Regions from separate parts of the Homo sapiens genome. Here region 1 is linked to region 2. A link is a loop called in an ENCODE intact Hi-C map of the cell type or tissue named here. Cell type or tissue: tibial artery. All regions are shown on one strand. Region 1 holds the start of ZNF766 (zinc finger protein 766). Region 2 overlaps ZNF83 (zinc finger protein 83).

Region 1 (5,000 bases), 360 kb before region 2:
TGCTGACCTAGGCCACCATGGAGTGTGCCTGGAGTCCTAGCTACTTAAGTGGCTGAGGCAAGAGGATGTCTTGAGCCCAGGAGTACATATGCAGCCTGGAAAACACAGTTAGACCCTGTCTCTAAAAAATAATAATAATAATCGAAGTAAAATATGCTGATATGGGCCGGGTGCGGTGGCTCGCGCCTGTAATCCCAGTGCTTTGGGAGGCCAAGGTGGGCGGATCACGAAGTCGGGAGTTCGAGACCAGCCTGGCCAACATGGTGAAACCCCGTCTCTACTAAAAATACAAAAAATTAGCTGGGCATGGTGGCAGGCGCCTGTAATCTCAGCTACTCGGGAGGCTGAGGCAGGAGAATTGCTTGAACCCGGGAGGCAGAGGTTGCAGTGAGTGGAGGCCATGCCACAGCACACCAGCCTGGGCAACAGAGCGAGACTCCAACTGAAAAAAATAAAAATAAAAAATGCTGATATGTCATCTCGTATCCATCTTTGTGACATATCACTATATCCTCATTTTAACCTGCTAATATTTTAAATATGTTCATTTTCATATCTAAACATGATCATACTTCAAGATGGATGAAGGGATCCAAAAATAGGGATATAAGGCCGGGTGCGGTGGCTCACGCCTGTAATCCCAGCACTCTGCAGGCCAAGGTGGGCAGATGATCACCTGAGGTCAGGAGTTTGAGACCACCCTGGCCAACATGGCAAAACCCCATCTCTACTAAAAATCCAAAAATTAGCCAGGCGTGGTGGCACGCGCCTGTAATCCCAGCTACTCGAGAGCCTGAGGCAGGAGAATTGCTTGAACCCAGGAGGTGGAGGTTGCAGTGAGCTGAGATCGTGCCATTGCACTCCAGCTTGGATGACAGAGTTAGACTCTGTCTTAAGAAAAAAAAAGTTGGGGGGGTGAGATATCAGAGAAAAGCATACTTATTAGTACCTGTTAATTCAAAAATATTGCCATAAAATTATTGCCGGCAGACGTAAGGCTATTTAAAATTTGATAATCTAGTTTTACTTCTATCAGGGTTCTATAAAAGAATAATCGGCCTACCAAATACACTTAGAATTACTGCAGAGTTATTCTTTAGATCAATAAATACAATTGTCTTCTGAAGACTATTTTAAGGGCTTTGTTATCTACAGGGGCCAGTACATTGAAGAAGAGAAAACAAACAAGATTTAAGAGATTATAATTTTTAAAATAAAAAGTATGTTTACTTATTACTTTCAGAATGCACCTAAAGTGAATCTGAAATTACAGTATTTTTAGAAAATATTGACCTAAGCCTCAGCCTCCCAAGTAGCTGGGATTATAGGCGTGTGCCATCACGCCCGGCTAATTTTTGTATTTTTAGTAGAGACGGGGTTTCTCCATTTTGGTCAGGCTGGTGTCGAACTCCTGACCTCCAGTGATACGACCGCCTCGGCCTCCCAAAGTGCTGGGATTACAGGCGTGAGCAACCGTGCCCGGCCTCTATTGCTTTTTTAAAAGCAATAGCTGGTGACCTGACTTCTCACCGGCCTTAGCACTCCACGCCCCAGATGTGGCCCAGGAAACTCTTTGGAACTCTCTACTCCAGAGTGAATGGGGAATAGAAATGGAGAGGATTTCTATGCTATTCTGTGGGGCGTCAGCGTGAAATTACACATTCTGCACAGGTTGAGTTTGCATATTGTATTTTAGTTTGCATTCCTTTCACAGACAATTTAAGGGATTTTCAATTAAATTTCTAAATTTTAATTGAATTCCTTAATTTTAATTGTGGGAACTTTCCTGGATCCAAACAACAGACGTTGACCCTCCTAGTGAGATCCCAGGTCACAAACCGTGGAGCGGCTCCAGCCTGACTGGCAAGTGTGGCTTGCAAAACGCGGAAAACCGAGACACGCCCAGAGATAGGAGGAGGGAAGTGCAGGCCCCGTCCAATAAGTATTCAGGCCCCGCCCGCCACGTCGCTGGCCACGCCCCGGCCCGGCCTCTCCGTTCGCGCGCAGCCGCCTGCAGACCCGGAAGTGGATGGCGTGGAGATATGGCGCAACTGCGGCGCGTGAGTTTTCCTTTGTTTAGATTAAGTGTTCGCTTAGCGGTGCCCTCACGCTTCTGTACCCGGGATGTGGGGGGCGGTACAGACCTTGAAATCCCCGCACCGCTCTCTCCACCCCGAGTAAATTCATGCGTCCCGTCAGAGTGTTAAAATCGCCCTAGGGCTGGTTCTGTCTCCGGTCGTTCTGCCGTAGGGCTGCGTAGGCAGCTGCTTTCGCGCCGTTTTCCTGCTTAAAACCCTTCAGTGACCCCTCCGCCAGCCCCGCGCCACGTAAAGTCCCCGCCTGCGAGGCGGATCCACGCCCTCCGGGTCCCAAGCCTCGTCCTTGTCGGCCCCTGGGGCGCAGCGCCGCAGCCGCCATTCGGGAGGGGCCGCGTCCTCTGCCTGGTCTGGGGATTCTGCAGACCCCACCCCTGATCTGCCTGCCGCCGTAGTCCTCCTTGGGCCGTTCCCTTCTGTCCCCAGGCCTTTTCGCAGTCACGGCTTCTCCGGATCCTGTGTTGGGGGAGGTGGCCGGGACCTATCTCAGGGCACCCAGTGTTCTTCCGTCCCAAATTCCTCCCATTGGAAACTGTGCTCTTGAGGAGGTGGGTATTTTATTCCAGTCCCCTCCCTGTGAATGTGAAGTGAAAGAGAGATGGAGAGCGAGGTAGAGGAAACAGAAAAATTTAGAGAGAAAATAATGAGGAAGATCCATAACAAGACGGCAACGCAGAGGGAGGGTGAGAGATTTGCAAAGTGAAAGAAGCACCCCAGGAAGTAGCAGGGAGAGAAAAGCAACTCGAGAAATGTAGAGAAAAGTTCTATTTCTAGACAGATGAAGGACAGCAAGGTAGGGAGAGGGGCAGCAAAGCGGGAGGCTCCTCAGACAAAGTTGGGGAGAGGAGGAGGGATTTGGAGCCAGGGCAGACCGAGCAGCGTGGTGCTGGCACAGCAAGAGGGGGCAGCCGGTGACAAGGAGGGCAAAGGGAGAACCACCCCAGAGATCTGGGGTTGCCAGACAGTAGGGACAAGGGGGCGTGACAGAGAAGAGGGAATTTAACAGGAGGAGCACAGATGGGAGAAGAAAGAGGCAGAAATATATGGAGATTGGAGACAATCAAAAGATTGGAGAGAAAGAGCAACAAGAGGAAAAAAATTGCAAGATGGAGCAGATGAAGTGGAAAAGAAGGAATAGAGGGAAGAAGGGGAGAAACTGCGGGAGAGGAGAGGGGCTCAAAATCTCGGCTCACTGCAACCTTAGCCTCCTGAGTTCAAGCGATTCTCCTGCCTCAGCCACCCGAGTAGCTGGGACTACAGGCGCCCGCCAGCTCGCCTGGCCAATTTTGTATTTTTAGTAGAGACAGGGTTTCACCGTGTTGGCCTGACGGGTCGTGAACTCCTGAGACCTCAGGTGATCTGCCCACCTCGGCCTCCCATAGTGCTGGGATAACAGGCTTGAGCCACCTTGCCCGGCCTCCTCACATTTTATTAATTTGCTGGAATGGTTCCCAGAACTCAGAGAAAATTTTACTTAGGTTTACTATCAGTTATAAAGGTTATTACAAAGGATACAGGTGGAAGAGCCATCCTAGCAAATCAAAATAGAGGAGTGTGTTTTGGAAACCGTTAATTTTATCCATATCTGAGGTGAGGGGCAGTCTTGTGGGACTGAGTCCTTAACTGGGATCTGATTCTATCTCCAGGTAGATACTATCAAAATTGAGTTAAATTGTGGGTCATCCAGCTGGGAGTGTGCCAGAGAACTGGTCAGTATGCGGAAAAACACGTGCACATTTCCATCTCAACCAGTAAAGGGAAGAGATCTCCAACCGGCCCACCCACCTGTCTCAGGGCCTGTGATCTCTACTCAGTAGTAACTGGGAATGGTCTGTCCCTCCCCCTGGCTGTTGCTGACCCTGCGATTGTGCACCAGGTGCCAGCCCTACTCACAGTCTCAGGACAGTGTGACATCCTTCCTCTGGCATCACCAATATTTACTTCAAGGGATTACTTTGGTTAGTGCACCCACATGGAGGTATTGTCCATGAAAACACACACAGACACACTGGCTGGGTGCGATGGCTCACGCCTGTAATCCCAGCACTTTGGGAGGCCAAGGCGGGTGGATCACTTATGGCCAGGAGTTCCAGACCAGCCTGGCCAGCACGGTGAAACCCCATGTCTACTAAAAATACAAAAATTAGCTGGGTGTGGTGACACGTACCTGTATTCCCAGTTACTCCGGAGGCTGAGGCAGGAGAGTCACTTGAACCCAGGAGGTGGAGGTTGCAGTGAGCCGAGATGGAGGTTGTAGTGAGCTGAGATCATGCCACCGCACTCCAGCCTGGGTGACAAGAGTGAGACTGTCTCAAAAAAAAAAAAAAAAAAAAAGCACAGATGAAGCCTTCATTTTCTTGCCACTCCTCCATGATTAAAATAAAAAATATTCTATTAATTACATCTCTCCCTGTAGTGAGTACCCCTCTTCAACGCTCCATTTGAGAACACAGTACACTAAAATCTTGTTTATATTTCTGTCTTCAGTCTTGCCTCCAGTTCTTGATTTACCCCCTTCCAATTAAGCTTTCACCTCCACCATTCCTTTGATCCTTTTTTCCCAGAGGTACCAGTGATCTCTGTGTTTCGAAGTCCAATTTTGAATTTCCTATCCTCATCTTTTCGTCTTAGCAACATGTTGCACAGCTGATCATTCCCTGTTCTTTTTTCTTAGCTTTGAAGACATCTCTAAGTTTAATTACTTTGTTTCAGATTTTTGTGTTACCAGTTTCCTCTGCTGGTGTCTCCTGAAGCTGTCTTCTCTGAATGTGGGAGTGTCCCATGATTTAGGTCTTTTTCATTTTTGTTTTTGTTTTTAAGACACGGTCTCAGTCTGTCACCCAGACTGGAGTGCAGTGGTGCAATCATAGCTCCCTGCAGCCTTGAACTCCCGGGCTCAGGAGG
Region 2 (5,000 bases):
GAGGAGGCAGCCAAATGGCAATGCATTTCTGAGTTACAATTACTTGCCTCTGCTGTGAGACAAAACTCAGCTGCAGCTCCAGCACACAAGAACTTCAAAACGCCTAAGCTGCAGTGGTCAGGCATTCCTACAGGACCTCCTCTCTCAGGATCTTGCTTCAAGTGCCAGAAATCTGGCCACTGGGCCAAGGAATGCCTGCAGCCAGGGATTCCTCCCAAGCCACGTCCCATCTGTGCAGGGACCCATGGAAATCAGACTGTCCAGCTCACCCAGAAGCCACTCCTAGAGCCCCTAAAGCTCTGGCCCATGGCTCTTTGACTCCTTCCCAGATCTGCTCGGCTTAGCAGCTGAAGACTGTCACTGCCCAATTGCCTCGGAAGCCCTCTGGACCATCAGGGATGCTGAGCTTTGGGTAACTCTTACAGTGGGGCGTAAGTCCATCCCCTGTTTAATTGATACAGGGGCTAACCACTCCACATTACCTTCTTTTCAAGGGCCTGTTTCCCTTGCCTCCATAACTGTTGTGGGTATTGATGGCCAGGCTCCTGGACCCCTTAAAACTTCCCAATTTGGTGCCAACTTGAACAATATTCTTTTATGCACTCCTTTTTAGTTATCCCCACCTGCCCAGTTCCCTTATTAGGCTGAGACATTTTAACCAAATTACCTGCTTCCCTGACTATTCCTGGACTACAGCCACATCTCATTGCCGCCCTTCTTCCCAACCCAAAGCCTCCTTCACGTCTTCCTCTTGTATCCCCCCACCTTAACCCACAGGTATGGGACACCTCTGCTCCCTCCCTGGCAACTGATCACACACCCATACCTAATCACCCTTACCCTGCTCAACACCAGTATCCCATCCCACAACAGGCTTTAAGGGGATTAAAGCCTGTTATCACTCGCCTGCTACAGCATGAGCTTCTAAAGTCTAAAAACTCCTTATGATTCCCCCATTTTAAGTGTCCAAAAGCTGGACGAGTCTTACAGGTTGGTTCAGGATCTGTGCCTTTTAAACCAAATTGTTTTGCCTATCCACCCTGTGGTGCCCAACCTGTACACTCTTTTGTTCTCAATACTGCCCTCCACAACTCACTATTCCATTCTTGATCTTAAACATGCTTTTTTCACTATTCCCCTGCACCCCTCATCCCAGCCCCTCTTTGCTTTTACCTGGACTGACACTGACACTCATCAGTCCCAGCAGCTTACCTGGGCTGTACTGCCGCAAGGCTTCCGGGATAGCCCTCATTACTTCAGCCAAGCTCTTTCTCATGATTTACTTTCTTTTCACTCCTCTGCTTCCTACCTTATTCAATACATTGATGACCTTCTACTCTGTAGTCCCTACTTTGAGTCTTTGCAAAAGGATATCCTCCTACTCCTTCAACATTTATTCTCCAAAGGATATCAGGTATCCCCCACCAAAGCTCAAATTTCTTCCCCATCCATTACCTACCTTGGCATAATTCTTCATGAAAACATGCATGCTATCCCTGCCAACTGTGTCCAGCTGATCTCTCAAACCCCAACCCCTTCTATAAAACAACAACTCCTTTCCTTCCTGGGCATGGTTGGATACTTTCACCTTTGGACACCTGGCTTTGCTGTCCTAACAAAACCATTGTATCAACTCACAAAGGGAAACCTAGCTGACCGCACAGATCCTAAATCCTTTCCCCACTCGTCTTTCCGTTCCTTGAAGACAGCTCTGGAGACTGCTCCCACACTAGCTCTCCCTGACTCATCCCAACCCTTTTCACTACACACAGCCGAAGTGCAGGGTTGTGCAGTCGGAATTCTTACACAAGGACCAGGACTGCACCCTGTAGCCTTTTTGTCCAAACAACTTGACCTTCCTATTATACGCTGGCCATGATGTCTCCGTGCAGCTACCACCACCCTAATACTTTTAGAGGCCCTCAAAGTCACAAACTATGCTCAACTCACTCTCCACATTTCTCATAACTTCCCAAATCTATTTTCTTCCTCACACCTGATGCATATACTTTTTGCTCCCTGGCTCCTTCAGCTATACTCACTCTTTGTTGAGTCTCCCACAATTACCATTGTTCCTGGCCCAGACATCAATCCAGCCTGCCACATTATTCCAGATACCACACCTGACCCCCATGACTGTATCTCTCTGATCCCCCTGACATTCACTCCATTTCCCCCTCCTTTCGTGTTCCTCATCCTGATCACATTTGGTTTATTGATGGCAGTTCCACCAGGCCTAATCGCCACTCACCAGCAAAGGCAGGCTATGCTATAGTATCTTCCACATCTATCATTGAGGCTACCACTCTGCCCCACTCCCACAGCCTCTCAGCAAGCAGAACTCATTGCCTAAACTCAGGCCCTCACTCTTGCAAAGGGACTACACATCAATATTTATACTGACTCAAAATATACCTTCCATATCTTGCACCACCATGCTGTTATATGGGCTGAAAGAGGTTTCCCCCCTATGCAAGTGTCCTCCATCATTAATGCCTCCTTAATAAAAACTCTTCTCAAGGCCGCATTCTCCTTATGTCAAGTCTACTCCCCCCATATTTGGACTCCCCACAACACAAGCTACTATTTCTGTGGTCACTCCATTATGTATCTCTCAGCAAAGACCCACTGGAATTCCCCTGGGGAACTTTTCACCTTCTCAATGCTCCTTCACTCTTCATCTCCAAAGCCCAACTACATATATCACAGAAACAATTGGGGCCTTCCAGCTCCGTATTACAGACAAGACATCTATCAATACTGGCAAACTTAAAAACATTATTGCTTAGGAAAACATTTACCCTGTATTTCACTCCATCCTTGGCTACCTTCCCCTTGCTCTTCAGACTCTCCTCCCAGGCCCTCTTCTTATTTACTTATATCCAGCCCCATAAATAACAGTGAAAGTTTGCTTGTAGACACTCAATGCTTTCTCATACACCATGAATATTGAACCTCCCCCTCTACACAGTTACCCCATCAGTCCCCATTACAACCTCTGATGGCTGCCGCCCTAGCTGGATCCCTGAGTCTGGGTAAAAGACACCTCTTTTAGCACTTCTTCTCATCTTTTCACTTTGCATTTCCAATTTTGCCTTGCAAAAGGCCTCTTCTTCTGTGGCTCCTCCGCTTACATGTGTCTGCCTGCTAATCGGACAGGGACATGTACACTCATTTTTCTCATTCCCAAAATTCAATTTGCAAATGGGACTGAACAACTTCCTATCCCACTCATGATACCAAACAGACAAAAAAGAGTTATTCCTCTAATCCCTCTACTTATAGGGTTAGGACTTTCTGCTTCCACTATTGCCCTTGGAGCTGGAATAGCAGGCATTTCAACTTCTGTCACGACCTTCCATAGCCTTTCAAATGACATTTCTACTAGCATTACAGATATATCACAAACTTTATCAGTCCTTCAGGCCAAGTCAACTCTTAGCCCCAGTTGTCCTCCAAAATTGCTGAGGCCTGGACTTACTCACTGCTGAAAAAGGAGGACTCTGTATATTTTTAAATGAAGAGTATTGTTTTTACGTAAATCAGTCTGGCCTGGTATATGACAACATAAACTCAAGGATAGAGCCCAGAAATTTGCCAACCAGGCAAATCATTACACAGGACCCATCTGGACACTTTCTAACTGAGTGTCTTGGCTACTCCCTATTCTTAGTCCCCTGGTACCTGTTTTTCTCCTTCTCTTATTCAGGCCCTGTGTCTTCCATTTAGTTTCTCAATTCATACAAAACCACATTCAGACCATCACCAATCATTCTATATGACAAATGCTACTTTTAACAACCCCACAGTACCATCCCCCGCACCAAGATCTCCCCACAGCCTAAATCCCTATTCCTTGTAACTCATTATAAAATTTTCCTTAAGGTGTCCACGCAGCTCCTAATCTCACTCGAAGCAACCCTGAGAAACATCATCCATTATCTCTCCATACCACCCCCAAAAATTTTTGCCACCCCAACACTTCACTATTTTGTTTTATTTTTCTTATTAATATAAGAAGACAGGAATGTCAGGCCTCTGAGCCCAAGACTGCAGGTATACATCCAGATGGCCTGAGGCAACCGAAAAGTACAAAAGAAGTGAAACAGCCAGCCCCTGTCTTAACTGATTGACCAACCTTATGACTTTCCATTATGACTTGTTCCTGCCCTGCCCCAACTGATCGATCGACCTTGAGAAATTCTTCTGGACAATGAGTCTTATGATCTCCCCACAATGCACCTTGTGACGCTCTCCTCTGCTGACAATAGATAACCACCTTTAACTGTAACTATCCACTGCTTACCCCAGGCCTATAAAACTGCCCCACCCCATCTCCTTTTGCTGACTTCTTTTTCAGACCCAGTCTGCCTGCACCCAGGTGAAATAAACAGCCTTGTTGCTCACACAAAGCCTATTTGGTGGTCTCTTCACACAGACGAGCATGACACTGCAGTCTAGTTGAGGGTGGAGGGTGGGAGGAAGGAGAGGCATAAAAAAGAAAAACTATTGGGGGCCAGGTGTTGTGGTTCATGCCTGTAATTCCAGCACTTTGGGAGGCCGAGGTGGGTGGATCACCTGAGGTCAGGAATTCAAGACCAGCCTGGCCAATGTGGTGAAACCCTCTCTCTACTAAAAATACAAAAATTAGCCAGGCATGATGGCAGGCACCTGTAATCCCAGCTACTGAGGCAGGAGAATCCCTTGAACCTGGGAGGCAGAAATTGCAATGAGCTGAGATCATACCAGTACTCTGGCCTGAGCAAAAGAGCAAAACTCAGTCTCAACTAAATAAATAAATAAATATTGGGTACTGGGCTTAATGTCAAGGTGATGAACTACTCTGTACAACAAACCCCGATGACACGAGTTTACCTGTGTAACAAACCTTCACATGTAGCCCCAAACCTAAAGTAAAAAAATGAATATTGTCAGGCCTCTGAGCCCAAGCTAAGCCATCATATCCCGTGACCTGCACGTACACATCCAGATGGCCAGTT

What was found. Hi-C counts contacts between places; a loop is a spot of excess contacts. Peaks named below come from ENCODE experiments on the same cell type or tissue, not always from the same donor. Only the 100,000 strongest peaks of a DNase experiment are listed, where the experiment ranks them.
Region 1: a loop joins it to region 2, with 2.5 times the contacts of the local background. A loop is called at or near these places in 6 of 110 quality-filtered maps.

The regions. Positions count from the first base shown.
Region 1 is chr19:52,267,572-52,272,571 of GRCh38, forward strand. It overlaps ZNF766 (zinc finger protein 766), which reads left to right and starts at 2,016. Exons shown (of 4, transcript NM_001010851.3): 1 at 2,016-2,060. The coding sequence starts at 2,043. LOC124904763 (a long non-coding RNA gene) reads right to left here. Exons shown (of 4, transcript XR_007067331.1): 3 at 4,264-4,402; 4 at 1,673-2,670. RefSeq lists enhancers at 1,757-2,302, 2,225-2,519, 2,953-3,022 and a silencer at 1,813-2,042. In tibial artery, no CTCF peak of the experiment used is centred here; DNase peaks (open chromatin) are centred at 1,960, 2,345 and 2,525; H3K4me3 peaks cover 2,200 bases; H3K27ac peaks cover 2,405 bases.
Region 2 is chr19:52,622,866-52,627,865 of GRCh38, forward strand. All of the region lies in intron 2 of ZNF83 (zinc finger protein 83), which reads right to left. All of the region lies in intron 2 of LOC137778871 (a long non-coding RNA gene), which reads left to right. It also overlaps the pseudogene LOC124904757. Among named protein-coding and RNA genes, the nearest start is that of ZNF83, 13 kb to the right of the region's middle. In tibial artery, no CTCF peak of the experiment used is centred here; no DNase peak of the experiment used is centred here.